Regions from separate parts of the Mus musculus genome. Here region 2 is linked to region 1. A link is a loop called in an ENCODE intact Hi-C map of the cell type or tissue named here. Cell type or tissue: heart. All regions are shown on one strand. Links, peaks and the distances in the headings refer to the core of each region. The heading gives the core; the rest is flanking DNA.

The links. Peaks named below come from ENCODE experiments on the same cell type or tissue, not always from the same donor. Only the 100,000 strongest peaks of a DNase experiment are listed, where the experiment ranks them.
Region 2: it touches region 1 in a loop (3.0-fold over the local background); 24 of 42 quality-filtered maps call a loop at or near these places.

The regions. Positions count from the first base shown.
Region 1 is chr7:35,258,566-35,270,465 of GRCm38, forward strand. Wdr88 (WD repeat domain 88) reads right to left here. Exons shown (of 11, transcript NM_001370886.1): 2 at 8,723-8,833; 3 at 4,559-4,647; 4 at 1,954-2,017. It also overlaps a transcript of Gpatch1 not described here. Among named protein-coding and RNA genes, the nearest start is that of Wdr88, 11 kb to the right of the region's middle. In heart, for the core only: CTCF peaks have their summits at 6,386 (motif pointing left) and 8,321 (motif pointing left); no DNase peak of the experiment used is centred there.
Region 2 is chr7:35,179,674-35,191,573 of GRCm38, forward strand. It overlaps Slc7a10 (solute carrier family 7 (cationic amino acid transporter, y+ system), member 10), which reads left to right and starts at 6,712. Exons shown (of 11, transcript NM_017394.4): 1 at 6,712-6,977. The coding sequence starts at 6,809. It overlaps Gm38988 (a long non-coding RNA gene), which reads right to left and starts at 5,284. Exons shown (of 4, transcript XR_003946743.1): 1 at 1,839-5,284; 2 at 1,371-1,736. In heart, for the core only: a CTCF peak has its summit at 5,846; no DNase peak of the experiment used is centred there; H3K4me3 peaks cover 2,426 bases; H3K27ac peaks cover 927 bases; H3K27me3 peaks cover 4,302 bases.

The sequences.
Region 1 (11,900 bases), core at 4,484-9,483:
TCATCCACCGTGACTTAAGAAAGAACTGGAGCCGGAACCACCCGAAATAAAACATTGGCTGTTTAAGGCAACCAAGGTTTGGAGCCATTTGTCAAGCAGCTCTTAGTCACTAAGCCATCCTTGATGCTGGCCACAGTCACTGGTGACTTGTGCAACAGAAATAAATAAAAAAGGACTTTTTAAAAGCGGCAGCGGGGGTGGGGGTGGGGTGGGGGCTTGGAATAGAAATGCTAGCCAGAGACAGCAGCGGGGAAATTACAACAGGAAAAAAAATTTGGAAAAAGATGTTCCAAGTCAGGAATAATCCACGGAAGTGTCATCTGTTACCTACCACACTGGCTAATTCTTGTAAGTTTATGATACCTGGCATGTGAGTCATGTGAAGATGGGAGGCATTGCCTCCTGCTTGAATGCCAAGGCTGTGAAGTGGCACAGCTTCCTGGAAAGAGTTAAGCTTTGTATCCTCACACTGCTTACCTTAGCAATGAAATCTAGCTATATACCCTGAAGAGATATCAAAACCCAGGCGTAAGTGTGTGTGTGTGTGTGTGTGTGTGTGTGTGTGTGTGTGTGTGTATGCAGAGCTAGGGAAGTGGCTCGGTAGATAAGGCATGTGCCATGAAACGTGAGAGCTGGAGTCCGAATGGCCTAGAATCCACGTAAAAGGCAGCAATCCCAGCACTCCCATGGGGAGATGGGAGGTAGGGACAGGGCATCCCCAGAAGCTTGAGAGCAGATAACTTGGTATATTCAGAAAGAGAGAGAGAGAGAGAGAGAGAGAGAGAGAGAGATAGAGAGAGAGAGAGAGAGATCAACCCTGTGTCAAACGTGATAGAATGTAAGGACAGACATCCAAGGTTTTCCCCTGACTGCAGGAGAATAGCTTGACTGAGCGCGCGCGCGCACACACACACACACACACACACACACACACACACACACACACACGCTGTGATTGTTTTCCCTGCTTGTATGTATATGGACTGTGTGCATGCAGTACCCGTGGATGCCAGAAGAGGGAGTCAGATCTCCTGGAAATGGAGCTTGTGAGGCACTGTGTGGGTCCTGGGGACCAAATCTGGATCCTCTGCAAAAGCAACAAGTGCTCTAAGTTGCAGAGCCATCTCTTCAGAGGATCTCACTGTGTAGCCCAGGTTAGTCTTAAAAATGGGTTCCTCCTGTTTTAGCCTTCCCAGTACTGAGATTATAGGTGTGTACACCATTGCACCAACTTAGAAAGGTGTGTGCTCATTTGTGTGTGTGTATGTGTGCTCATTTTTGTTACTGTTGTTTTGTTTTAGGAGATAGGGCCTCACTCTGTAGACCAGGCTGTCCTCCAACTCACAGAGATCCCCCTGCCTCTGCCTCCTGAGTGCTGGGATTAACTGTGTGCACCACCACAACCCTGCTAGAAAGGCTGTTTTTAAGGAAAGAAGGGGAGAGGGAAGGGATAAGGATTGGTTAAGAGAAAGTAGCAAAGATGTTAGGTGGGGGTAGCAAGGGTTGGGACAGGAGGTGCCAGAGGGCCCCTGAGCTAAGGAACTGCAGAAGGAAGAAACCCCAGTACTGTTGGGACACAGAGACAAGAGACTGGGAAAGGCTTTGGCTCATCGGCTTCATAGCCTTCGCTCTATGGCCTCAGCCCACTTCCTGCCTCATCAAGTCCCAAGTCCAAGTGGCTCTCTGGGGAACCCGGGGTGCCTGGCCAACTTGCTCTCCGCCTCTCCCTGTGGTTCTGAGAGCAGCCCCTGGCCCGCCAGGAGTGGAAGCCTCTCGTGCCCACCACCTACTTTCCACCGATATGTTCTCCCTGCAGGTGAGAATGTGCTCTTCCTGGAAGACCTGGGGCTTCTATCATTGTCCCCAACCCCAGGTCCAGCCCAAAGCCACCAAAGCCACCAAGGCTGTCATGGTCTTGTCCCCTGACACCCTCCCGGGGCAGGGCATACGTACCAGAAGCTGACCTGTCTCAACGTCCCAAGCCCTCACCGTTTTATCATAGGATGACGCCACTATCCTGCAAAAGAGTCAAACACACATTGCATCTTAACCATCGTCGCTAGGGCCTGCGGTTCCTACGAGGAGTCTTTCTCCTTTTGATAACTTAGAACCAAGATCGATCCTTCTGTCAGACACTCTGGGATAGTCTTCTATATTTAAGGTTATAAAATTTGATTTCAGGGGCTAAAGAGATGGCTCAGTGGTTAAGAGCACTTGTTACTCTTCCCGAGGACCCTGGTTCAGTTCCCACCACCCACATGGAGGCTCACAACATCTATAACTCCAACACTCCCTTCTGGCCTCCACAGGCAGTGCACACATGTACTTCCCTTACAAACATGCAGGCTGGTACATATACAAACACTGGCACACATAAAATATAAACAAGCAAAACAAAAACATAAACTCTTTTCTATATAGACACATAGATAATGTGTTTGGTTTTGGTTTTTTGAAACAGGGTTTCTCTCTGTTCTGGACTCACTCTGTAGACCAGGCTGGTCTCAAACTCACAGAGACCTACCTGCCTCTGCCTCCCAAGTGCTGGGATTAAAGGCATGCACCACCATGCCCAGGTAACAAGTAAAATATTTAAAAGAAAAGAAAAGATAGATAAATGGATAGAAAGATAGATAGATAGATAGATAGATAGATAGATAGATAGATAGATAGATAGATAGATAGATAGATGGAAGGATAGATGGAAGGATAGATGGAAGGATAGATGGAAGGATAGATGGAAGGATAGATGGAAGGATAGATGGAAGGATAGATGGAAGGATAGATGGATGGATCACATTCCTGTTCAGCCTGCTGTGTTCTGAAATGTTCTCTTATATTCAGATGTGTGCATGAATGTCCTGCTGTGTTTTGGAGACCTAGTCTCCAGCTGGTAGGGAGGCTGAGGGGGCTTGCTGGGGGTCTGTCTATTCATGCTTAAACCAATGATGGACTCACACTTGGATGGCATTGTTGATCGGTGGTGGAAACTCTCATGGGATGGGTTACGTTCAGGGAGTAACCTCTGGGGTCATGTCTTTGATGGTCAGATCTTGTCCCTGGAGTATTCCTGTGTCTCTGCTTCCAGGCTGCCTCGAAGCGAGCACCCTTACCACCCTGCACCCTCCTGCTGTGACACCATGCTCTGCTATGGCTCAGAGGTTGTGTGACCTGTAGAATCATCAGCCAGGACAAGTCTTTCTTCCCTGAAGTTGTTTGTCTCAGGATTTGTCCCAGTGACAAAAATGCTAACTCATGTAGCATATGGCAAAAAAATGTCCATATATATATTTATATATATATATATGTGTGTGTGTATATGTATACGTATACACACACACACAGTCCCCATGATGCCTGAACACCACACTTGTCTTTAACTTGTATTGTTCTTTGGGAGTCTCTGCTCAGTGTCAAGGAATCCATTTTAAAAGTTACTTTTATCATTTTAAATTATGTGTACGTGTGTATCTGTGTATAGGTATGTGTATGTGAGTTCAGTCCCTCGGAGATGGAGTTACAGGAGGATGTGAGACACCTCTGATAGGTGCTGGGGATTGAACTTAGGTCTTAACTGCTGAGCCATCTCTCCAGTGAACTTTTTTTGGGGGGTGGGGTGGTATGTCAGCTTGACACAGCCATAGTTAACTGAAAGGAGGGAACGAACCTTAGTTGAGAAAATGCTTCCATAAGGAGGTTCTGAGTTCTATAAGAAAGCAGGCTGAGCAAGCTATGGGCAGCAAGCCAGTAAGCAGCACCCCTCCATGGCCTCTGCATCAGCTCCTGCCTCCAGGTCCCTGCCCTGCTTGAGCTCCTGCCTTTGGTGATGAACAGTGGTGTGGAAGTGTAAGTCAAATAAACCCTTTCCTCCCCAACTTGTTTTTGGTCGTGGTCGTTTCCTCTCCCGGCAATAGTGAGCTGAGATCAGGTGCAGCTGCCATACCACGGGCTTTGTGTGACCATTTTTGTGAGGAAAATTCAAGCGGTTTCTTGTCACGTATGTCATCTCAGCCCCTGGAGGAGCTGAGACTGCTGCAAGCTGGAGGCTGCAAGCTGGGCTGCTTTATGAGTTTCAGACTGGGTTGCTCTATAGATTGAGTCTCAGTCTCAAACTAGAGTCAGAGGAGGGAGTGGGGAGAAGGAGGGTAGGAAGGAGAGCCAGGGGGAGGAGGAGAAAGAAGAAGAAGAAGAAGAAGAAGAAGAAGAAGAAGAAGAAGAAGAAGAAGAAGAAGAAGAAGAAGAAGAAGAAGAAGAAGAAGAAGAAGAAGAAGAAGAAAGAGGAGGAGGAGAGGAGGAGGAGGAAGGAAAGAAGAAAAGAAAATTCAGACTATGCTCTTAACTACAGTAAACATTCTATTTTAAGCAATTTAAATGTTCAGAATGCTGTTACATCGTTAGACTCCTTGATTCTCAAAGTGCATGGAAACACTGAGGCCTAAACAGGGGAATGTGGTTGTATATTTTCTTAAACAAGCAAACAAAAGCCTGTGTACAGGCTTGCCTGCTGACTCTGACTTTCCCCAACCCGTGTTACACAGACCAGACACCACCTTCTCACCTTCTGTTGTCAGCCGTGATGCTGCACTCTAAAACAGGAGCTTTGGGTCGTGGCTCAAAGTCCCAAATCACAGTTCCATCTTCAGCATCCTCCAATCAATGGGAGAGAGGAGAGACAGTGGTCAAGGCTTCTGTATGGAAGTCATGAATGCTGCTCAGCAGTAGTTCCTAGCTTGCCTACAGCAAAGTTCCGGGCTTTCCAATATCCCCAAACAGGAGGGACACTGCATCTTCCACAGCCAGGAAATCCCCCTCACAGTGGCCCAGGCACAGATGGGTCCTGGGCACACTGGGAGGGGACTCGTGATTGTTTGTTCATTTTGTACTGGCCAAAGAGGTTTCTTTCGATCTGTCAATAGCCCTCAAGAACTTCTTCTAATTCCATGCCCTTTGACCCCGTGATTGCACTCTGAGGGGTGCCTCTGGCAGAAATATGTGGTTAAAGCCTTATATAAGTATATGGGCCAGTGAAATAGCTCGGTGGGTAATGGCACTCGCCATCAAGCCTAATGACCTGGGTTCAGTCCCTGGGACCTACGTGGTGGGAAGACGAGAACCCACTCCAGAAAGTTGTCCTCTGACTTCCACATACACACAGTGCAATTTTTTTTTAAACATAATTGAAGACAAGACCCAGGTCCGTTTCTAGCACCCGCATGGCAGATAACAACCGTCTGTGACTCCGATTCCATGGAGATCTGACTTCCTCTTCTGGCCTCTGCGGCCACCAGGCATTCATGCACACGGTGCACACATGAACATGCAAGCAAAACACACATGCACTCAAGTTCCCTACGGCGACAGGGACAGTCAAGAACTGGATAATAAGGTGCTGGGGGCAAAGTCCAAAGGAAGCCAGGTGTTCCCCAACCTTCTCTTGGAGAGCTTGGGGCTCACCATTTACAGCAATAGCCTACACCAATCCACGTAAAGTGTTGTCTACCAGAAAGGTGTACCAGAGCCCAGGACCTGGAAGCTTAAAAAAGCAAGACCAATTCCATGGACACTCTGCCTGGCCCACACTTGAATTCCAGGAAGGCAGTTTGCACAGGCTGTAAAGGTGTGATTATCTGCCTTTATTACATGGGGGACAATCTCCAAAGATGGTAAAGGGCTACTCACCAGACTGGTTCCCAGACTGAAGCCATACCAGTGGCCTTTATGGTAGCCCCAGGCCTGTTGTGAATGCTAAGTTCCACACACCCAGTTCCCAACGCCTGTCCCCTGGGGCATATAGTCACATTCAGGAAATCCCAGGAGGCCCTTTTCCAAGCTCAGTGGAAGATAAGGGCAGCTGGGAGTTCCCCAAATGGAATTCAACAGGGCAGGGCACCCTCGGGCTGGTGTCCTGGGCTCAGGAAGAAGGATTGATGCTGACCACTAGGATCCAGTCTCTCTAGCTTGGCACAGTGCCTCTAGAGCAGTGTTTCTCAACCTGTGGGTCGGGAGCCCTGGGAGGGGGGGTGTCCTAACAACCCTTTCATGGGGGCCACCCTAAGATCATTGGAAAACACAACTCATAACGGTAGCAAAATTACAGTTATGGAGTAGCAATGGGTCACCACAACATGAGGAACAGTGGTAAAGGGTCTTAAGCATTAGGAAGCTTGAGAACCACTGCTTTAGCGGAAAACAACGCCCCCCCAAACCTCCCAACCCCACCTCCACACCCCCCTCCCCACCTGCCCCCCCCACCCCACCCCACCCCCCCACCCCCATGCTTGAGACTGTAAGCTACACAACCTCCAAGTCTGGGCAGAGAATGAAGCGATTGCAAATTCAATAGTGCCCCCATGTGGCCAAAATGAGGAACAGCAACCAAGGACAGAGGCTCGGAGCAGGTTTTCGAGCTTGGCCTTTGGAAAAGCCAATGCCTGAAAAGTCAGTTTGAAGGGTTTTGATTAGGTTTGTAGGAAGTTTTTAATTTTGCTCTCTTTTCCTATTGAGTTTGGTGCCTAGAAGGGCCTTGCGTGTATTAGACGGGTCTTCTGCCCTGAGTTATAGCCCCAACAGAGGGAGTACTAGGGAGATTTTGAAGGAGGCAGAAGGAAAAATCAGGGGAGTGTGACAATGGGTTGGAGGTGAAATTTATGATTCAGTATTTCTGTATGGTTCCAATTCTTTAAGTGTACAGTATACGTGTGTGTGTGTGTGTGTGTGTGTGTGTGTGTGTGTGTGTGTGTGTGTAACAGAAAAACAAAACAAGCAAAAACAAACAAACAAACAAACAAGCAGACACAGCCTTTCAGCCCAGACATGCACAAGTTCCATGAATACTTCTGTTGGGTCAACAGATGAACAGCACACAGTGACAATTACCTGTCCCCTTGCTCGGGAACCCCCGGTGACTACTGAGGGCTGGAAAAGGCCTTATGGATCCCAGAGAAAGTGAGTCCCCGCCCCCTTGCCCCCCCCCCTACTCCCGCAGTGAGATCCTAGCCTCTGGGTGCACAGGTGTCCACAGGGCAGCAGCAGAAGGAAGTATGGAGATCCAGGGGGGGTTGGAGGTGGGCGAGGCAAAGCTTGGAGCAGCCCCACCACACAGCTGGTCCTCTGGGACCTCAAGAGGTGGATAAACCACCCAGAGTCACACAGCCATTGGGTCTCCAATACAAGGTCTGAGCTGACCTGGGATAGTCCCAAACCCTCTGACCTAATCGGTCTGTGCCTTGGCACCAACATATGACAAGATCCTCCTCTGAGGTCATTTGTAGGGTCAGGGGCTCTACACTGTCCAAGTACCCATGCCAGGACCTGAAGCACCCTTGACAATCTTCCACCCTGCCGCTTCTCAACCCAAACCAGAAGGCAGCAGAAAGCCTCAGAACTGAGTATCCTCTCCATGTGGCCCCAGGCCGTGGTCATCTTCAGCCAAGTCCTTGCTGGCCAACATCACCCTCCATTCCTGCTCCCTCCTCTCTGTCAGCCCTGCCATAGACACCTGTCAGGGGCTGCTGGACACAAACACCAAATCCTACAAGCAGAGAGGAGGCAGCCTGGCCTGAATACCACACCCTGTTCCTGGTTTCTCTGCCACTACATAGTCAGGCACTGACCTGCTCCATCTCTCTGGGGCAGAACTCAGACCTGGCCCCCATTTGTCCTCTGTGAATGCCCAAGGCCTGGATATCACCGAAGTGGCAGGAATTCACGTCATGCCTAAGTTCAGTAAGAATTTTATATGGCGTCTAAAAAGCAGGACACTGGAGAGGTGGCTCAGTGGTTAAGAGCATTTTCTGCTCTTCCAGGGGTCCTGACTTCAATTCCCAGCACCCACATTAGGCAGGCCCGCAACTGTCTGCAACTCCAGTTGCAGATGACCCAATGCCCTCCCTGGCCTCCAAGAGCCTATATGGACATAGCGCACACGAGCACACACACACACAAATAAAAATAAAATGAAAACAGGATTGACAAAAATAGTTTAACAGAACTGTACGATACAAGATCAGTATATAAAAACGGAGTTTTCCAGATGCAAAGGAGACCCAGAGAATTAACAGTCTGCCCAAGGGTGTGATGGCACAGGTCTGTAATTCCTGTTTGTGGAAGGCTGAGGCAGGAGGATTGTGAGTTCAAAGCCAACCTTGCCTCAAAAATAAAAAATATGAAAAATTAAGATTGGGACTGGAGAGACAGCTCAGCAGCTAAAAGCACCAGCTGCTCTTCCAGAGGACCTAGGTTCAATTTCCAGCACCCACAAGATGGCTCACAACCATCTCTAACTCCAGTTCCAGGAAGAAGTCTACTGCCGCCTTGTGGCCTCTGTAGGAACTGCACACATGCGGTATGCAGGCAAAATCCCATACGCATAAATAAATATATCGGAAATAAAATTTTAACCAAAAAAATAATAATAATAACATAGCTCAGTGACTCCCAAGTAGAGACCAGGAACAACCAGGACCCCCTCCCCAAAGCTGGGTGCTGTCAGCATTGTGGTCTTAAGCCCGAGCCCCCAATGTGTCCAGAGCCACAGGCTAGCTAGCTGTTCCGAGGCTTTTTCTGAGGACTCAACACTGGGGTGGGCTCCTTTATCTTGTACTTGCCCAGAAGCCTTGGCAAACCCCAGAAAATAAGAACTCGGTGCTGGACAGTTCTCCAGCAGAAGAGGCTAACGGTACTCGGCATCTGAGTGCTAGCAGACCGTCGTCTGGCTACCTACCCACAGCTTCACGGAGCAGTCGTAGGAGCTACTGAGGAACCTTGTGTCATTCATACAAAAGTGGCAGGAACTCACGATGTGGTCATGCCCGATCAGAATCTTATACGGGATCTAAACAAAAGGACGGATACAACAACCAGTTTAGCAGTGTCGCTGGGCGCAAGGACATCGTGCAAAAATCAAGCAGTGTTTAAAAACATGTGACATGAAAAAAAAAATTAAGGAAAGCATCCCAGCACAAAAACGATGGGTAGGAGGGAGTTGTATGCCTTGGAAATGAAACACTGTTGAAAGAAATTGAAGACATGCATAAAAAGACCAGCATCCTATAATCACAGATGGGTGGATGGAATCGTGCTGAAACAGCAGACAGAGGTCCTCAGAGACCCACTAGGGCAACACTACCTCATCAAATTCCATGGTAATGAAATCATTGTAGAAAGTGACAAGCTGATCTTTTTCTATGTGCTTTTGGTTTGTTTTTTTGTTTGTTTGTTTTTTGTTTGGTTGGTTGGTTTGGGGTTTTTTGTTTGTTTGTTTTTTGAGATAGTTTTCTACAAAGCCCTGGCCATCCTGGAACATACCATGTAGACCAGGCTGGCCTGGAATTCACAGAGCTCTGCCCGCCACTGCCTCCTGAGTGCTGGGATTAAAGGCGTGTGGCACCTCACCCAGTCTATTTACATGTGCTTTTAAGTTTTATTTGTTGGGGGTGGGGGTGCCGTGGCTGTGTCAGTGCACTGGGCAGCCAGAAGAGGGCACTGGATGCAGAGTTACAAGTGGTTGTGGGCCACCCAACATGCATGCTGGGCAACGGATCCAGGTCCTCCCAGAGTAAGAGTGTGTGTTCCTAACGGCTGAGCAGTCAAGCTGCTCTTAAAGCCTTTGTGAAAATTCAAGAAGAAAATTCACCAATCTGTGGAAGGGGTGGGTAAGATGGCTCAACTGGTGAAGGTGTTTACTGCCAAGACTAGTGACCTGAGTTCAGTCCCTAGGACCCACATCGTAAAGGAGAGCCCCAACTTAAATTGTCCTCTAAATTCCAGACTTCCCCTAACCCACAGCAAGTGCCAGTGGTATCTGCCTGTAATGAACCCCTGCACTGAAGAGGTAGACAGCGAACCCCTGGGGCTGGCCGGCCACCCAACCCAACCTACCTGGTGAGCTAGTGAGCCCCAGGTCCCAGCGAGTGACCTTGTCTCAAAACCAAACAAATAAAAACACCCGGGTAGGTCGTACTGTGGGGGCTCAAGCCTTTAATCCCAGCATTTAGCATTTGGGAGGCAGAGGCAGGCAGATCTCTGTGAGTTCAAGGCCAGCCTGGTTGGTTCACAGAGTAAGTTCCAGGAAAACCAGGGCTACACAGAGAAACTTTGTGTTGTAAACAAACAAACAAGAAACACCAAGGTAGGGAGTGAGGCCAGAGATGAAGCCAGTGTGCGTCTGACCCCCATCACCAGGACCCACGAGGTGGAAAGAGAACCTGCTCCCCAAAAATTATTCACGCACACATCCCCACTCCAGGAATGCTAGTATACATGACATACACATACAAAGATGAGAGAATAAGCTTTTGAAGCACATTTTCTGGGAAATTTAGTTATTTACACACAAAAAAACAAACAGACTTCTACCACATATAGAAACAAAGTCAAAATGGATCAAAAGCTGTTGGGCTGGAGAGATGGCTCAATGGTTAGGAGCTCTGACTGCTCTTCCAGAAGTCCCGAGTTCAATTCCCAGGAACCACATGGTGGTTCACAACCATCTGTAATGGGATCCAATGCCCTCTTCTGGTGTGTCTGAAGACAGCTACAGTGTACTCATATACATAAAATAAATAAGATCTTTTTTAAAATTATATTTTTTAAAAAGCGCTTAAATGTTGAGTATTGAAACTCTAAGACTCGGAGGAAAGCAAAAGTGTAAATATCCCCTCTCTTCCCTTGGTGGTTTCTTAGATCTGACACCAAAAGACAACAGCAAGAATAGATAAATGCCATCACAATTAAAATCATGTGTGCCTGTGTCCTCAGCAAAGGGGAAACGACAGTAAGAAGATGGAAAGTCGCCACGAGGGAGGGAAAAGGACAGTCAGGGCGAGACAGCGAAGGCAGTTCACTTTCTGAACCTGCTTTATCAGTGTGACTGTTTCTACTTGGAGAAGAATCTATGTGATCGCCCAGGATCAAGAGAGGTCTGCGGCAGAGTATAGCGCCCTCTGCATTTCAAACAAGCTCCCTGGCGTGGTGGAACCAGTGCCCGGACCCCACTTCCGCCAGTTGTAAAGACAGAGCTTCGAAACACTTCCCAAGGAAGCCTCTAAATCTCCTATGAACGGTATGTAGTGACTCTCCATCCCGGGGATGGCGGGACGGACGGGTAAACCGTGACTGATCTTCACAGATGAGCCAAGGCTGCTGTTACTGTTCCCTTCCCGAAAGACAGACTCCATGTTTGGAGAGAGGAGCCAAGTGACCAGTGTTGTGGATTTGGTTTAGCACGTGCTGTATGAGTTCCCAAAATTGCACGAGAATTCTGCATGGGCGACCCAGAGGGTCCCTACCCCCAGCTGGTTCTGATTGGCAAATAAAGTTGCCGACAGCCAATGGCTGGGCGGGGAGATAGAGGCGGGACTTTAGGATCCTAGGGCAAGAGGGCCACAGAGGAAGAGGCCGAACTGCTGCTGTGCAGGAGAAGCAGAAGGACCAGGCTTAAGAGCTGAGAATGGGAAAGCATACACTCGTGTAAGGGCCAGAGATGAACGGCCCTGGGGTTGGGGTGGGGGTGGGGGGATTGGGTCTAGGGTACAAAGATGGATATAGATTTTAGCAAGTAATTATTCAGGAATATCGGAGGGGAGGCAATGTGGAAGTTTGTGAGTGTTCCATTCAGCTGATAAAGGCACATAAAATAAAAGGATGAGTGCGTTTCATTTGAGAACTGAACTGGGGCAGCTAGCAAAGGACTTGAGCAGCCATTGCCAGGATTACTCAACTACAGCGCCACACCAGTGTTGCCCCTTTTTGCTTCCTATAGCGCTATGGGCAGAAACAACATTTCCTCCCAACTGAGGCCAAGTGAAATGCATATGCGTGTGCCTTATAAGTTTATGTCACAATTAGAAGAGTCCGAACACCCTCTCTGTTTGCTAGACACACCCCAAGGCCTTGAATGT
Region 2 (11,900 bases), core at 3,901-8,900, 79 kb before region 1:
AAGTAGTTGGAGGTGCATATATGATCCACACCATCCAGTTGTGAATGTCCCTGGCCTTTTAAATCCATAGGACAGGAGACTTACCCGAAGTTTAAGTCTCCCAGAGGCACCCTGTCATCCTTCGATTCCCTGGGACCAAGCTGATCTGAGTCAGGGGACAAAATATCGACTGTCTTTTTAGCCACCCTGCCTCCACTGGCTTTCCTCTCGTAATGCGTAGTTACTGAACACACACAAGGTTGCTTGCAACAGTCCTTTGGAACAAATGGTGGTTTAACACTTACCTGCTCTACAACACTTAGCTAAAGCTGACAGAATCAGGGTTTTTAAATTTTCATTTTATGTGTTTAGGAGTTTTGCCTGCGTGTATGTCTGTGGACTACGTGCATACAGTACCTGTGAAGGCCAGAGAGGGCGACAGAGCCCCCTGGAACTGGAGTTGCGGAAGGTTGTGAGACCCTCGTATGGATGCTGGGAATCTAACCTGAGTCTTTTTCAAGAGTAGCCAGCACTCTTAACTGCTGAGCTGTCTCTCTAGGCCCCCAGACAGTTTAAAAAGACATTTTATTTTTGATTTAAGTCCTTTGTTTCCCTCCTTCCCAGTCACCAAATGATAATAGCTTGGCTTCACCCTATAGTCTTCAATAAGACATGCTGCCTAAGTATAGGCCCAAAGGCCATGGGTCAATTCATTATGAACCAGAACCTCCAAAACTAACTGCTAAATAGATGTTTCTTTCTTGCAGAAAAGACCTTTGATGAAGTTCAACATCTCCTCATGATAAAAGTCCTGAAGAAAATAGGAATAGAAGAGACATACCTCAACATATTAAATACTGCATATAATAAACCTATAGATGACTTTATACTAAATTGGGACAAGTTGAAAGTCATGAACAGGATAAGCACAGTGCTTTAAGTCTCTGCCAGAGTAATAAGCCAAGGAGAAGAGATGAGAGATCTGTTAATATAGCAGGACAAAGAGGGACTATCCCATCCAGTCGGTCTGACCCTATCCTTACAAGTTAGACCATCCCATGGGTATATCCCAGAATGTATGACCCTATCCTTACAAGTGAGACTATCCCATCCAGATGGCATGACCCTATCCTTCCAAGTGGGACTCTTCCATGGGTATATCCCAGAATGTATGACCCTATTCTTAAAAGTGAGACTATCCCATCCAGATGGTATAACCCTATACTTAAAAGACCCCAAAACTCCACCAGAAAACTCCAAGACCTGATAAACATTTTCCACAAAGTAGCACAATACAAAATAAATATGCAAACATTAGCAATTCTCCTATAGATCAAGAACAGACTTATACATACATACATACATACATACATACATACATACATACATACATTCACCTGGTCGATGATGCTGTGGGCTCAGGGTTAAGCATTGTGGCCTTGCTGGGGCAAGTACACCACTGGGGTGGACTTTGAGATTGAATCCTCAAGCTGCTTCCAGTTTGCTCTGTGCTCTGTGCTTGTGGTTGAGCTATGAGCTCAGATTCCTGTTTGGCATCCATGCCCTCTGCTTGCTGCCAGGCTTCTCTGCCATGACTGACTCTTATCCCTCTGACACATAGGTCAAAATAAATTCTCTCTTCCTTAAGTTGCTTTCGGTGGAGTTTGTTGTTGTTGTTGTTGTTGTTGTTGTTGAAATCACAGCACCAGAAAAGTAATGCACCCATAATAGAAGAATAAAAACATGCATTTTTCACCCTACACAAAAAAATCAATCCAAAAACAGATCAAAGACTCACAACTCTAAACTTAATAGGAAAAAAACACTTCAAGGAACAGGCAAAGACAAGGACTTCTTACCAGAACCCCGATTGCCCAGAAAGTGATGCCGAGAGTTGGCCAGTGGGGTTGCATGGGCTTTAAAAAGTTTCTGCACAGAAAAGGATATAATAGTCAACCTATAGAATGGGAGAAAAAAATCTTTGCTAACTCTATATCAGACAAAGAATGAGACAAAAATCAAACACGAAAACCCCAAACAATCTCACTGACAGATGAGCCAATGGGTTGAGCAAATGCTTCTCAGGAGAGTAAATACAAATGGTCGTAAATTTTGAAAGGGAAAAATGTTAAACATCCACAGCCACCAGGAAAACGTAAATTAAAGCTGCCTCGAGATCCCATCTCACCCCGGTCAGGGTGGCCATCACCAAGACAATGGCTGACAAAAGATGCAAGGCAGAGCAAGAGATGCTGCTCACTGCTGATGTGACTGTGAACAGATGAAGACACTGTGGAGATCTCTACAGATTCCTCTGAGAGCCAAAAATAGAACTACTCTATGATCCAGGTATCTCAATGCTGGACACCAAAGGACTCTGTCAACACGCCACAGAAGTACGGGCACATCCATGTTTATTGCTGTTCTATTATAAACCAAAATATAAAAGCTGCCCAGACGCCAATTTGCAATGAATAGATGAAGGATGTGTGGTCTAAAGTGGAATTTAATTCAGTTGTTAAAAAGAATAAAATTATGTCACTTGCAAGAAAATGGATGGAAATGGAGATTATTATATTAAAGGAAATAAGCCAGATTCAGAAGAACAAATATCACCTTTTCTTTTATATGGAGAATCTGTATCTACATATATGTATCTACCTATGACAATGTATGTATGTATTTATGTATGTATGTATGTATGTATGTATTTCTAACATAAAATAGAGAGAGATCTACTTGAGGAAAGAACAGGGACCAGAGAGAGGTGTGTAGGAGGGATGAGAAAGGGTAGTTAAAGTCTGAATATATACAAGATACAATAATAGATAATGCATATAAAAATTATCATGAGACCCATTTGTAAGCTTAGATTTTTCAAAACTTTATGGGTTTGTTTTTAACCTCCTTTCTATCCTAACATCCACCAGGGGTAGTGAAAAACAAAGGTTAATAGGGAATGGGGGTCGTGGACCTGTTTAGAAATAGTGTTTGTTTGTTTGTTTGTTTGTTTGTTTGTTTTGGAGAGATTCAAATCTTTGTTGTGAGCAGTCCAGTCCACTTGGCAAACATCAAACACAAATCAGTAGCAGTGGTTTGATCCAAAAGAAACCACTGATCAGCACGAGTCTGCGGAAGCCCAGCCAGAGCACCACCAGAAGTTCTTCGGTGTTTTTCTCTCAGTGAAGTAACTACAAGCAAAGATCGATGAAGAAAGCAAGGCGAACCAATGCCACATTGTCATCAGCGAAGCCCAACAATGGCCACCAAAGAGTGGCAAGGTGAACAAATGGCAGAGTGTCGCCCACTGTCTGTTGAGTTATACTTACACTCTTTCCAAACATCATGGACCTCTGAAGCATCCACTCTAGCAAAGCATCTCATGTCCTTTCACGAGGCAACTTCCAGAAGAACACCACGTGTCAGTTCTCAGCAAAACATCCTCTAGTTTCCAGGGAAACATCACTTTCCAGGAAACATCACATGACACAATTTAGTCTCCAACAAAACTAGAAATTCTCACTTCACCTATTGTTTTGTATGCTAATCAAAACATTTGTAAAATAAACAAATACTTTATAAGTTGGTTCTCGGGTGTTGCAGTATGAGAAGCTAATGCAGATAGATTGTAGGGTACATTGTAAAGTCAAGCCAAGAGAATTTTGAGAGCTGACCCATCAGAGCTCTTGGAAATGACTGTCTTTCCTCCACTACTCTGCAGTGTCCCTTGGTGGTGATAAACCAGAAAGAGTATATCTCTATGATTCAGTTTGTTTCACTGATGAATTACTTTAGCTTTGCTTTGATACCTTGTATCCTCCACACTAGGATACAGGTCTTCCAAAGTCATTTTACTTCACCTGTGTATCAACAGCACCTTACCAAGTTTCATCCTCTTACTACTCTCCAAGAAAAAACAAAACAAAACAAATACAAGTTGAGATGTGTCAAGTATCAATTTATTCTAGTTAACTTGGCAAAAAAAAGGTTTTTTGTTTTGTTTTTGTTTCTGTTTTTGTTGTTATTTTGTTTTTTGACAAATTCTCACTGTGTAAGCTTTGGTCTGGTCTGGAACTTACTATGTGGACCAGGCTGGCCTCAAACACACAGAGATCTACCGGCACCTGTCTCCTGAATCCTGGGATTAAAGGCATGCACTTCCACTCTCAATGGGGGAAAACCTATTTTAGATTCCATAGCCAAACAAAGTATAATCTTGAGTGTTTTTTAAAATTTTTTTCTTAACATTTATGTGTATGGTGTGAGCCTGTGTGAGTTTATGTGCACTATGTGTGCAATACCAGTAGTAGACAGAAGAAGGTGCTAGATCCACTGGAACTGGAGATACAGTTGGTTGTGGACCTTTATGTGTGTGCTGGGAACTGAACCAGGGTCTTCAGCCAGATCAGCAAGTGCATTCAACCTACGAGCCAGCCCTCTAGTCAGAGTAATTGTTTTTATGTTATTAAAAGCTTATTTTCTATTTCTTGCTGGCATACAGAAATATAATTTATTTCTGGATATTAACCGTATACCCAGTGACTAACAAACTTATCAACCTACAATGTATCTTTGTACTTTACTTCCTGTATACTCAAACATATCATATCTAAATGACAGGTTTTGCCTCCCTGCCCACTGCCTACTTCGAACTGCTTTTCATTGTTTTCTTGCCTTGTGACACTGACTAGCACCATATTGTATACAACCAATGAGTGCTAATGTCTCCTCTTACTCAGGCCTCCATGGGAAAACATTTACTATGTCACCGTTTAAGTATGGCAGTTGTGGAGTTTTGGTTTTTACTTCCCGAGCACTCTGTCCAGCTTTTGGATTCATTTGGGGTCTGAGTTGTTTGTTTGTTTGTTTGTTTGTTTTCCACGTGAAGGCAGCCGTGTTTCTAACTTGTTTAGAGTTTTGTGGCTTGCTTCGCTTAAGTCATGGATTACCATCTTTTTAGAAGGTCCCACATTTACCTCCTAATGATCCCTGAGCTATATATATCCCAGGAGAGACATGCAAACACCATCTTCAACCCTTAACAGACTCAACCCTTCTCAAACACAGACTCCACATTCCAAGTCCCCGGAGAGGCTCATCTCTGAAAAACTACTGGCTTCTGGCCTGTGACTCTGATGCCACCCTCTGCCCCTTGACAAAGAGCCTCAGGGGAAATCCTTCTGGCTGGACCCTAACCCAGGCGACCTTGGCATTGCAAAGACAACGGAGTCGCTAGTCAAATCAGAAAGTCAAGCCTCTCAGGTCCTTACTACCTGCAACACTCATGAGTGTCCTGGGTATCAGGACCGCTCTCCCCTATCCCAGCCCACCCCAGCCTGACCCAGCACCGCACGAGGTTCCTTTAAGAGAGTCTTGCCACGTTCAGCTTATCGTCTCTGGGGCGGGAGGCAGAGGTCGCCAAGAATGTTGGGCTTCGTCGGGAGTGCGAAGGATGAAGCTCTGCCGAGTGGCTTCCCCCTCCTGGTCCCCCCAGAGTCCTCCCTCTTCTATTTATCAAGTCCCCGCCCCAATTTCGAAGTACCAGGCCCTGGCCAAGACCCCACCTCCGTGCTCCGCCCCCAGCCCAGGCTCTTGGGCTCCTGAACTCGTCCCATCTCGGGTCCTCCCTGCCCTTCCCCAGCAAACTCTGAGGCCGCGATCGGGGGAAGGACCGGTGGCCCCGAGTGGCCTCATCCTCATGCAGGGGACGGCGCGACGCAGCTATCGCCAGCAACACACAAAAGCTGTTCCGCCGTCGGCCACACCGTGCCAGCCTCGCTCCGCCCGCCGCCCCGGTGGCCCCGACGCGGCCCTGCTCCCTCGCACCACCCGCGCATGAATTTGCCCCGCGATCTGGGCTGCACCGCCCAATGGCTTCCGGGAGGAGGCAGGCTTCCCAGGATCCTGGGCCCGATACCTCCTTGCTACCACAATTGTTCTCTTCCCGTCTCTCTGGCACTTCCAGCGGTCTGGTCACCTTGAGCCATGCTAGACGGCCTGGGCCAAAGTCCCAGTCCACTGTGCCCTGACTGACCTGTGTAGAGGAGTCTGCGGTGGGGACCTAAGGCTGGACCCGAAGAGGAATTAGGGGATGCTGAGGCAGGGATAGATTTGATGGTGATGGGGACTGTCCCAAACTCCCAGGATGCCCGGGGCCCCACTGGGGTCTCCTTATCTTCAACTCTTCTCAAGCCTTTTGCCTTCAGAATTGTTTTAAGGACAGTCTCCATTCATCCCAAATGACTCAGTCAGGACCGCCTAGAGGCCAGGGAGCTATCAAAAAGTCTTCATGGAGACCGTGCCACTGTCAGGCTAATTGCCGCTAGGCGGTGGTTTTCAACCTGTGCAATGCCCACCCTTCACAAATGGGGCTTGAGGGATTTAGAAAGTACAGGCTGGGGCATGCAGCACCGCCTACCCCAGCACGTCTTGCTCACACTCCTTGAGCGCAGGGACAGCCTGGTCTTTGAGCTCTTCTCCCCCACCTCACCCAAGTCTGGGTGTAGCCCCTTCGTTCACTCAACTAGGAAGTCCTTTCTAAGTCTGATCCCAGTCCCCTCCTGTCTCCCCTGACTAGGGTTGGGGGTGGGGGGGAAGGGGGAGTTCCCTTTAAGGGCGGTGGGGGAGGGGGCTGCCGGCCGTCCCTCCTTCCGTCCCTCCCTGGATCCAGCCGCCCGGGGGCCCCCGGGGGCCCGGGCCCCGTGCCAGCGCATGCGCCCGCCTGTGGGCGCTGTCCCGGGCTGCGAGGGCCGCGAGCGCACCGACAGACGAACCGACCGACGGAGGACTGGCTGCGGGCCGGACAGACGGGGTAGCGCAGGGAACTGGGATGAGGCGGGACAGCGACATGGCAAGCCACATACAACAGCCAGGCGGGCACGGGAACCCCGGCCCTGCGCCCTCGCCTTCCCCGGGCCCTGGTCCCGGCCCGGGCGCCTCGGAGCGGGTGGCACTCAAGAAAGAGATCGGGCTGGTGAGCGCTTGCACCATCATCATCGGTGAGTAGGGCGTACATAGCGTGGAAGTACTGGGGGAACCCCTTTATGTTCCTCCCTCACGAAGACCATAAGACCACAGGGGCAAAGGAACCCTTCGAGCACCTGCTGCCATAGCTGGAGAATACACTTGACCCCATTCGGAACAGAACCTGGCAAACCAGTCACAAAACTTCTTGCCCTCACCTCCCCAACCTCTCTGAAAATTTGCGCCTGGAAGGGGGTGGGGGTTCGGGTGGGGGCTTTCCTTGCTGCAACCCTCCCCTGGCCTTCACTCAGCTGAGGGGCTTTACCAAGGCAAGTCCCCTGTTCCCACCTAGGAAACGGAAATAATTGCTAGGCCTGGCTTGAGTGGCAAGTTCTGGGCTGCAGGGCAGCCTGTGTGCATCCCTACTGTGTGCCAGATTCAAGTGCCAGGGAAGTGAAGCCATCTGTTCTTGGAAAGCAGGAAGGTAAATGGCCGGGTAGAGTCTAAAGCAAGGGTTAAAGGCCACGAAGCTGACCTTCCTGGCAGAGGTGGCCACAGAATCCGAGGAGAGGTAGCGAAGTAGCCAGGAGCAGACCAAGCCTCCAGGAGAGCACCCACTCAGCCCTGGGATCCAAGTGAGCACTCTCGTGATCTGGTGGCATCTGAATGGGTGCTCTCATGGCCTGGCCCCTCTCGCTCTTCCTACAGATGGTGCTTTTTGCATAGGTAGAATGCCCCGGGGACAGGGTTGGGCAGCAACCCCACCTCTGTCTGTCCCTTGACTCCTGAAGGAGAACTGGACTAGACCTCTTGGGCGGGGCCTTTTCTGATTCCCTGTGCCCAGGAGTTGGGGGTCTAAAAGAGCAGTAATTGGGGTCTTGATTGTCCCCTTTCCCAGCCAGTAGGAAGTGGCACACAGTAGGGATGCAGCCAAATAGCTCTCTTTCTGCCCTTTGACCCCTGGAGATAGAGAAAGGCTGAAGTGTGTGTGTGTGTGTGTGTGTGTGTGTGTGATCTTTACCTTCTGCTCTGTGCCCTTCCATGAGAAACTCCAGCTGGAGAGATGTAGTGTCTCTTGGGTATCCCCTGCACTCCTACCCAGAGTCACCCCTGAACCCAGCTCCAGAGAATTCCACCACCTGCCTTCTTCCTTCTAGAATGCTTATCTCCCAGGGACTGGTCCTGATGTCCCTCCAGCCCCCCTGACTGTCTGATAATAGAAAGGACCGAGCCTGTGGGCCAGGCCAGAGCAGTGGTTAGAGCTTTGCCTTCAGCCAACACCATTTTCAGGGTACTGTACCTCCTCCCCGCAAAAGGGAAGCCTACTTATCACTTGGGTCACTGGTGGGGCTGGCTATGGTGCCAGAGAGGTTCAGAGATGGTGGAGAGGAGAGCCTAGCATCAGAGGCTGCCAGGCTGCCAGCCATCTGCAAGAGGATGGGAATGGTGGTGTAGGGGAGAGATGAACACCCAGTCCACCATTTTGCTCCTTCTCCATTCAGGCTTTGGAGGAACTGGTGCCCCGGAGCCTGGCTCTGGGCCGCCAGCTCCCTTCCCATTTCAGCCTGTTCTTGCTTCACTGTTCCCCCTTGGCCTCCAGAAGATGAAGGCTGAGGAGGAGGGTGGAAGTCAACTGCGCTAACCAAGAAACAGAACTCAACCACTGTCCCAGCCCAGGGCACTGGGTGCTCTCCCAGGGGGCCAGGCTTAAGAAGCTCAAAAGTTCCATCAGTCAAGACACCAGGCCAGGCAGGGGACAGAACCAGACAGCGGGGGATTGTCCTAAACTAGGTGACTGGGGAGGAGGCCAGATCTGCTCTGCTCTCTCCTTCTGATGCCCCAAGGGTTCAGCTCCTTCCCCTTGCAGGGCTTTGGGGACCACTTCTCACTCAGCACAACTCTCAGACCTGGGTTCCTCTTCACCTGCTTCTCCTCCATTCCTAACCCAGGAGCTTGGTCAAAATCAAAAATCTCCAGTGTCATACTCTAGTGTTATGGAGCTGGAGAACTTCACATCCTTGTCTGTGAGTGATCTGTTACTCACTGGATATTTCCAGAATGTCCAGTGGAGCCTCCCAAATGATACACCTCACCAGTACATCAGATATCTGTTCAGAATACCACCTCTTGTTATAGTATGGACTTACCTTACCTCCTTTGATTCTCATGCTCACCCTATGGGAGGGGTGGTGGTGGTGGTGGCAGGTTTCGTACCCATTACACAGATGGAGAAACTGAGGTTGAGGGTTACATGGCACTATTTGCAACTGATGAGCTCAGAATTTGGATACAGGTTCCCAGTGGCCTTCGTGCTATGGAGGCTTGGCAAAGTGAAGGCCTGACTCTTAACAAGCAATGGTGGAGGAGCTGAGCTAGGGTAGACTGAGATACCCCTCCACTATGCAGGAACAGAGCCAGGAAAGTCAGCCTTTCCCGTGGCAGCACACATGGGGTCTCTGATCCTAACTTGGAGACCTCAGCTATCCCCGTCACACAATCCACAAGCAAGGAGGAACATGCCCAAGTCTGACAGCCTGAGTGATGTTGGCTCTGCTGCCCAGACCACCACTCCCCACTTTCTACTTGGGATTCAAGTGTCCAGTCTATGCAGGTGTTTGAAAGCCAGAGACCTGAGGGGTGACTGCATGAATCCCATCTTTCTAGAGGCCTTTGTCATCCAGCACTGCCACATTGTCTACTATCTCCAGGGCCAGAAGTAAATGGGCCTCTGCAGACACTTTTCCTACAGGTCCTGAGGATTCTTCAGACCCATTGACAAGTAAAGAAACTGAGGCCCTAAGGCTGTAACCTACCCAAGGTCACATGTCCTTAGGATACTGTAGCACACCACTGGAAGTCAGAGCAACTCCAGCCACAAGGCTGAGAGCATCTCTCACCCCCAGAGACACTAATGCATCCATTCAATGGTACCAGGTGTATTGGCCATCTAACAGGGAACAAGACAGGCTGGTCCCTCTGCAGCAGTTGATGCTCCAGTACAGTCAGTCAGCAAACAAAATAAATAGCCAGGCATGTAGCCAGTGGCCATAATAAGTACTGGCCAGACAACTGAGGCAGGAAGGAGGGCAGGGTATGCTCGGGCAGGGTGGAGCCCAACAGGGCTTGGTGGTAGGCTGTGAGCTATGGCAAAGGCTTTGCCTTTTTCTTTTTAGGAGCTGTGGGAGGGTTTTGACCCAAGAAACGATTGGACAGAACTTAGCTCTCTAAGGAGGAGAGGCCATGGGGATAAAGGTTACAGAACGGGTAGGCTAGGCAGGAAGGTTAGGCAGGAAGCCACTTGGACAGAGGCAATGGTGGCTGGAGACAGGGCATCAGTGGAGGGCTGAAAGTTCAACTCTGGTTGTGTTTGTGACAGACTGACAGCCAGCCGGGAAAGGTCCAGGGTGACAGAGGTGGTGGCCTGAATTAGTGCAGTTTGACTCTGGTTGGTCAGGACAACTTCAGGAAGGAACAGATCCGCAGGAAGAATGGGAAGTTGGAACTTCTGTCTGGAGTTATGTGGGAGAAGGAGGCCCGAGCGTGGAAAGTCTGTGGTCTAGACCCAGGTCAGGGGAAGGTCCCTGCTCTGGTTATAAATTTGGGAATTGTCATCAGGGGATAGGATGAGGTCTCTAAGAGAGCAATTATAGAAATAATAGGGTCAAGGGCCTGGGACTGAGCTCTGGGCAACCAGGGGTTAAAAGCTGGGCTTTCGATGAAGGACATGCAAAGAATTCCAAGAAATAGGACACGGTGGGGGGGGGGGGTACGGGGTACTCACCTGGCATCCCTGCACTGGGGAGGATCAGGAGTTTAAGCTCAGCCTGGGCTACATATTGAGATTTTGCTCAACCTGCCACAGAACACAATTTAATTGAGGAAGGTACGGACTGGGATCTAAGAGTCAGATTGAGTATCGTAGAGATTGTTGGTGACAGTGACAAGACCGGGCCTGGAGACTGGGGGCTGGCAGGCTCACTGGCCTTGGTGGGACTTGACTGGGCAGGCCAGACGGAGAGATCTCCACGTCTCTGCTTAACCTCTCTCCAGAGAAAAGTAGGTTAGGCTAGAGGTACACGCTAGCTGATTAGCAACCCAGGACACGTCCCGGATGTCCCCACTCACCTCCTTGGTATTCTACCAAGACCTCAGTGGGGCCACTGTCACGACAGGGAAGAGCTTGACACAAGCTTACTAGAAAGGCTTGGAATGGTGAGGCAGGCTTCACTCAGGTCTCAGCAAAGTTCAAAGTGCTCACTCCAGGGTGTTGGGTTTCCAGGAGAAAAGCTGTTTGGGGCACAGGGATCTCCTGGGTTTAATAAAACAGCGAGAGTCATAATTACTTCCCTTGGCAACTGTTGGGCAGGGTCAAAGCATGCCAATGCCTAGGCAATATTAAGGAATCACTTTCTATTCACCCTTCCAGCCTATGCCATTGGGGCAGAAATCAAATTCATGGAGCTAGGTGGGTGATCTGGAGAGCTACCTGGGGGTGGGGCTGCTTCGGAAGGACCAGTGGTTTGCACTACTTTCACGAGCAGGGGACAAGGATCCTGATCAGGATCAATATCCTAAATAATGTGCTTGCTCTCTGGCCAAGTCCTATCAGACCAGCTCCCTGCTGCCATCTAACCCCGTGGACCCACTCGCAGAGTCCCGAAGAAGACACTTGCTAGAGGTCTATCCCCACATGTGTTTGTATAGATAGGGATGTTGCCAAACCCACACACCCATGCACACATTCTCACACACCATGGGCAAGCAAGTGACTCATTCTGAAGATTTGACCTCTGCAGTTTACCCCTGTGACCTCCACAGTCTGCCACTGCCTCCCAGAAATAGGTCAGCAAGCACCGCAGCAGCAGCAGCAGCCGCTGCAGAAAACAATGGCCCTTTCTTCATTCCTCCTGGAGGCAAGTAAGCCCCATCAGGCCAAACATCTTAATGTGATAAAACCT